Linked DNA regions of Homo sapiens: region 1 is linked to region 2. A link is a loop called in an ENCODE intact Hi-C map of the cell type or tissue named here. Cell type or tissue: thyroid gland. All regions are shown on one strand.

Region 1 (2,500 bases), 190 kb after region 2:
GCAATTTCTTGGTCTACATCAGAGGCAGGTGGTTCTGAAAACAGAACAGCTTTGAATTTCATCTATATTTCTGGCTGAGGGTGCCTCCCAAGAATAATCGCCTCGAAAGGTAAGAGTGCCTCGTCTGGTAGACTGTAATCCAGGGCTACACAGATGATTCTGGGAAATGCAGTTCCTACCATTTCTTCTGCTAAGCAGAGAAAGTGATGTCTAGCTGACAACTGACAATATGGCACATATAGATAGTAGTATTTTAGATATCTAAAATAACAAAAAGTCTCACCTGAGAAATGTCCAGGCAGCCTGATATCCCTAAGATAACAGCAAACACTACTGAGCGCTTTCTAGATACCGGGGACACTTCGCGGGACTTTTTCCACCTCTCTATGGCAGAGACAGTTTTTCCTATTATCATCATGACCCACATTTCAGAGGAGTTGGAGGCATGGAAAGAGGAAACAACTTGCCCGTTCCCTCTCCGTGCTATAATTTGTATACATCATCTTTTAAAACGGACTTTTCGGCCAGGCGCGGTGGCTCACGCCTGTAATCCCAGCACTCTGGGAGGCCGAGGCGGGCAGATCACGAGGTCAGATCAAGACCATCCTGGCTAACACGGTGAAACCCCGTCTCTACTAAAAATACAAAAAATTAGCCGGGCGTCGTGGCGGCCGCCTGCAGTCCCAGCTACTCGGGAGGCTGAGGCAGGAGAATCGCTTGAACCCGGGAGGCGGAGGTTGCAGTGAGCAGAGATCGCGCCACCGCACTCCAGCCTGGGTGACAGAGCGAGACTCTGTCTCAAACAAACAAAAACAACAAAAACACACACACGGACTTTCCAGAGCCCTGCAGTTTTGCGCTTCAGGGACAACAGTGAACATTTATCGATCCCATGGTTCTCCTACAATTGCCACGTGGCCAGCGTCTACACAGCCCCCCATCCTGCCCCTGCTGTCAAACACAGCGTTTCCAGAACGCAGTCGTGCTGGGCTCCAGGTGAGCTTTGGGAGGAGCCCCGGCTGAGCCCCTGCACTGGGCCCCGCGCTTCGGGAAGCATCTCGCTCGTTCGTCTCGCGCGCCGCGTGACCGGAGCCCTCACGCTGGCAGCGGGCACCGCAGGGCCCTGAGAGTCGGGCCCGCTGCGCGCAGCCAGGGGCCAACGAGAGCCGACGCTGGGCGGGCAGCGTCCGGGAGCCCCTCCGACCCTGCGCTCCCCTCGTCCGCGCCCTGACCCCGCGTCTCCGGCCGTCCAGCCCGCGCCGCGTCACCTCCCCTCCCGGAGCGAAGGGCCCTGCTCGCCCGAGGACGGAGGCCCGCACGGGACACGGGGCCCCAGTTTCCGCCCCGGAAGCCCAGGACACGGCTCCAGTGGCGGCGCGGCCCAGGGCGCAGGCGCGGGTGTCGGTCCCACCGCGCGTCGTCCTCGCCCCGGCCCCGGCCAATCCCTTCGAATTTGGCCGAGGCCGGGAAATACTAGCTAATCACGGCGCGCGCTGTTGACGCCGGCCAATGGGAGCTCCGGAAGGCTGCGTGGAGACGCCAGCGGCGGGCGGTGGACAGTCATGGCGGCCCGGCGCGGGGCTCTCATAGTGCTGGAGGGCGTGGACCGCGCCGGGAAGAGCACGCAGAGCCGCAAGCTGGTGGAAGCGCTGTGCGCCGCGGGCCACCGCGCCGAACTGCTCCGGTTCCCGGGTGGGTGCGCGCGGCGGGGGGTGCGCCGCGGCCTTCGGTGCCTCTGCCTTCCCAGGGGCTCTTTGCTCCGCTTCGTTGTCTGCGGCTGGCGTGCTGTGAACTGTGCGGTTTTTATTTTGAAAGACGGGCTTTCCCTGTGTCGCCCAGGCTGGAGTGCAGTGGCGCCATCTCGGCCCACGGCAGCCTGGACCTCCCGGGCTCAAGCGATCCTCCCGCCTCAGCCTCCCGGGTAGCCGGGAACATAGGCGCGCGCCACCGCGCCCGGTCCACGCTGCGTGTCTTTAAGTGCGGGGTATGGTGATGACTGACGTGTAAACCCGCGCGAAACCGTGGTGTCTCCCCCAAAAGTCTCCTCCAGCTCTTTTGTAATCCATGTCTCGTTTTTGTGGGTTTTTCTGGTGTTGTGTTTTGTTTGATGGCTGTTCGCGCTTTCAGGGGTTTTATAGCATATATTTAAAAGTTTTCAAGTGAAGCATTGACCTTAATCTTTGGCCACCCAGTCCACAAATTTTATAAATGCTTTCTTTGAAGTCTCTACTTTCTACCCGAGTTCTTTTTTCCTAAAGCATTTTTCATCCCAGCTTGTTTGCAGATTGCTGTTATTGCTCAGAGAAATTCCTTTGGCTTCCGCAGAAGATCCAAGCCTGTCTAGAGATTTAGTAAAGTAAAATTCAACGTGAGACTTGAGTCCGGGAGAAATTCAGTCCAAACTATATTGTAATATAGAGGGAAAGCCTGATCTCACTTGCATTTTGTGTGTTTCTCTTTTTTTCTAGAAAGATCAACTGAAATCGGCAAACTTCTGAGT
Region 2 (2,500 bases):
CAGAAAAGTATTCACACTTTGAGTCCCCTCAACTTTGGCTGAACTAATAGCAATTACATTAAAAATGTGTCTGCCCTTCATCTTCTTTGACTTTGATATTAAATATCTCTACTAATAACTCAGTTGCCTAAAGTCGTTACTGCTACCTCATATTTAATTAGGCCCAACCTGGCCACTCCAACCATATAGGAGACTCAGGCAAGAGCTCAGATGTAGGCTCAGGTTAAAGTTCCAGTGTGGATTCAGGTGTGGGCCCAGGTGCAGCCTCAGGTGTAGTCTCGGGTGAGGGCTTAGGTGCAGCCTCAGGTGTAAGCTCAGGTTAAAGTTCCAGTGTGGGCCCAGGTGCAACCTCAGATGAGAGCTCAGGTGTGGGCTCAGGTGCAGCCTCAGACGAGAGCTCAGGTGTGGGATCAGGTGCAGCCTCAGACGAGAGCTCAGGTGTGGGCTCAGGTGCAGCCTCAGACGAGAGCTCAGGGGAGGGCTCAGGTGCAACCTCAGATGAGGGCTCAGGTGTGGGCTCAGGTGCAGCCTCAGATGAGAGCTCAGGTGTGGGCTCAGGTGCAGCCTCAGATGAGGGCTCAGGTGTGGGCTCAGGGTGAGAGTTCAGCTTGCTGCTTGGCATGTGAACCCCAGGCCTACCCTTGGCTTTTGAGCTAGTGTCTGTGCCTGGGCTTTCCCGCGACCATGGCGGTGCATTCAGCACTCACAGTACCGCATTTGCCTTCACAGCGGTGAGTGCACGCATTGCCTTAGCTCCCATTTTTACTAGTGAATGTAACAATTAATTAAATAAATACAATTACTAATGAAACCAATGGTAACAATGCTGATGATGGGTAGTTTTAACAACTCATCTGATTAAGCCGAGAAGCAGTTCAACAGCAATGAGGGCAAGGGAGCGGCCCCAGAGATCCACGCCCTCCCAGGCCTCCCTCGACAACAAGGTCTGCTCTTCCCCCACAGCGGCCACACGGGGGCGCCGCAGGACAGCGCGGAGTGGGCCGGGAGAGGGAGGGGAGCGAGGAGAGGGATGGGGTGGGGGGGCCGGGAGAGGGAGGGGAGCGAGGAGAGAGGGAAGGGGTGGGGGGGGCGGCCAGGAGAGGGAGGGGAGGGAGGAGAGGGATGGGGGTGGGGGGGCCGGGAGAGGGAGGGGAGCGAGGAGAGGGATGGGGTTGGGGGGCGGCCAGGAGAGGGAGGGGAGCAGAGAGAGGGACAGGTTGGGGGGGCCGGAAGGGGGAAGGGGGAAAGAGGAAGGGGAGGGGAGGGGAAGAGAGAAAGAGGGGCGCTGGACAGGTACACGAGGAGGGGAGAGGGACGGGGAGGGGGCTGGGAGGACCGAGAAAGGAGGGTCGGGGGAGGGGTAGGAAAGAAGGACCAGGAAGGGGGTGGGAAGGGGGTGGGGAGTGAGGAGCATGGGGGGTGGGGGGCGAAGGGCGGGGTAGGGGCCCTGGGGAGGTCGGGGAGGGGGGTAGGGGGCAGTTGAGGTCAAGCAGGCCAGGGAGCTGAGCGGTGGCCAGGGAGCTGAGCGGTGGCCGGGGAGCTGGGGGATCCCGGGTGCCTTTGGAAGCCCTGAGGGTGTTCTTCCAGGGTGGGCGGGAACCTGCAAACTTCAGGGCCCCCTGGCAGGGTGCGGAAGGACCCCGAGGGCAGGAGTGTCTGGGCAGCCCTGAGGCAGACAAAAGGAAGCCCCTTGGGAGAGGTGGGGGTCTCCCACCGTTCCTGAGGCTGCCCCCACGGCCTGCAGGGAAGGGGGTCCCAGGTGACAGTCGTGTCCTGTGTCCTGACAGGGTCAGATGCTGGGAGCTGCCCGATGGCAGGGGTGGGCTGGGAGCCATCCTGAAGTCTGAGCTGGGTGGGTTGTAGCGACGGTGCCAGCCTTCCCTTCTTCCTCTTCGGTGGCCACATTTTAGTAGCCATGCGACCAAGCGAGGTCACTGCAGGGTGGCCCCTCTTGTGCTCATATAGGGACACCTGTGCACAGGCTCCTGGGGTGGGTGGCACTGAGGGCAGGGGCGTGGATCCAGAACACAGAGCCTCCCTGCGACCTCCCTGCCCTGGGCCCCAGAACTCACCCACCCTCTGGGCCCCAGCAAGCTCCCAGCCAGAGGTGGCCTGGCAGGCGATGGGAGAAGGGCAAGGTCAGGGCCTTGTGCCCCCTGCCTGGGGCCTCAGGTGTTCCTGTGATTCCCCCACCCACAGCGCCTGAGACCACCGCCCCATAGTGCTGGGCAGAAGGGGTGGGGAGGGGCACCTGCTGTCAGCCCGAGGCGGCCAGGCTGCCCACCCAGGAGGCCCCCAGAGCCCCTGCCCCACTAGAGGAAAGCAGATTCCCCAAACCCATCCCAGGACGAGGCAGGCTTGGGCCCTCTGAGTCGGCGTGTGGGGCTCCTGCCACCCTGCAGTTGCGCCCCCGGGGCCCTGGACTCCAGTTTCTCCTGGGACCCTCGTCCCTGCAGTTGGCCCCTGAGGCCCTGGATTGGGGTTTCTCCTGGGACCCCCG

The links. Peaks named below come from ENCODE experiments on the same cell type or tissue, not always from the same donor. Only the 100,000 strongest peaks of a DNase experiment are listed, where the experiment ranks them.
Region 1: a loop joins it to region 2, with 6 times the contacts of the local background. A loop is called at or near these places in 19 of 110 quality-filtered maps.

Annotation. Positions count from the first base shown.
Region 1 is chr2:241,685,846-241,688,345 of GRCh38, reverse strand. It overlaps DTYMK (deoxythymidylate kinase), which reads left to right and starts at 1,531. Exons shown (of 5, transcript NM_012145.4): 1 at 1,531-1,692; 2 at 2,469-2,500. The coding sequence starts at 1,563. It also overlaps a transcript of ING5 not described here. RefSeq lists silencers at 1,042-1,571, 1,322-1,584, 1,632-1,941. In thyroid gland, no CTCF peak of the experiment used is centred here; DNase peaks (open chromatin) are centred at 1,035 and 1,425; H3K4me3 peaks cover 2,235 bases; H3K27ac peaks cover 1,090 bases.
Region 2 is chr2:241,876,652-241,879,151 of GRCh38, reverse strand. It overlaps LOC105373978 (a long non-coding RNA gene), which reads left to right. Exons shown (of 3, transcript XR_924077.3): 3 at 1-118. Among named protein-coding and RNA genes, the nearest start is that of LINC01237, 3.5 kb to the left of the region's middle. In thyroid gland, a CTCF peak has its summit at 974 (motif pointing right); a DNase peak (open chromatin) is centred at 963.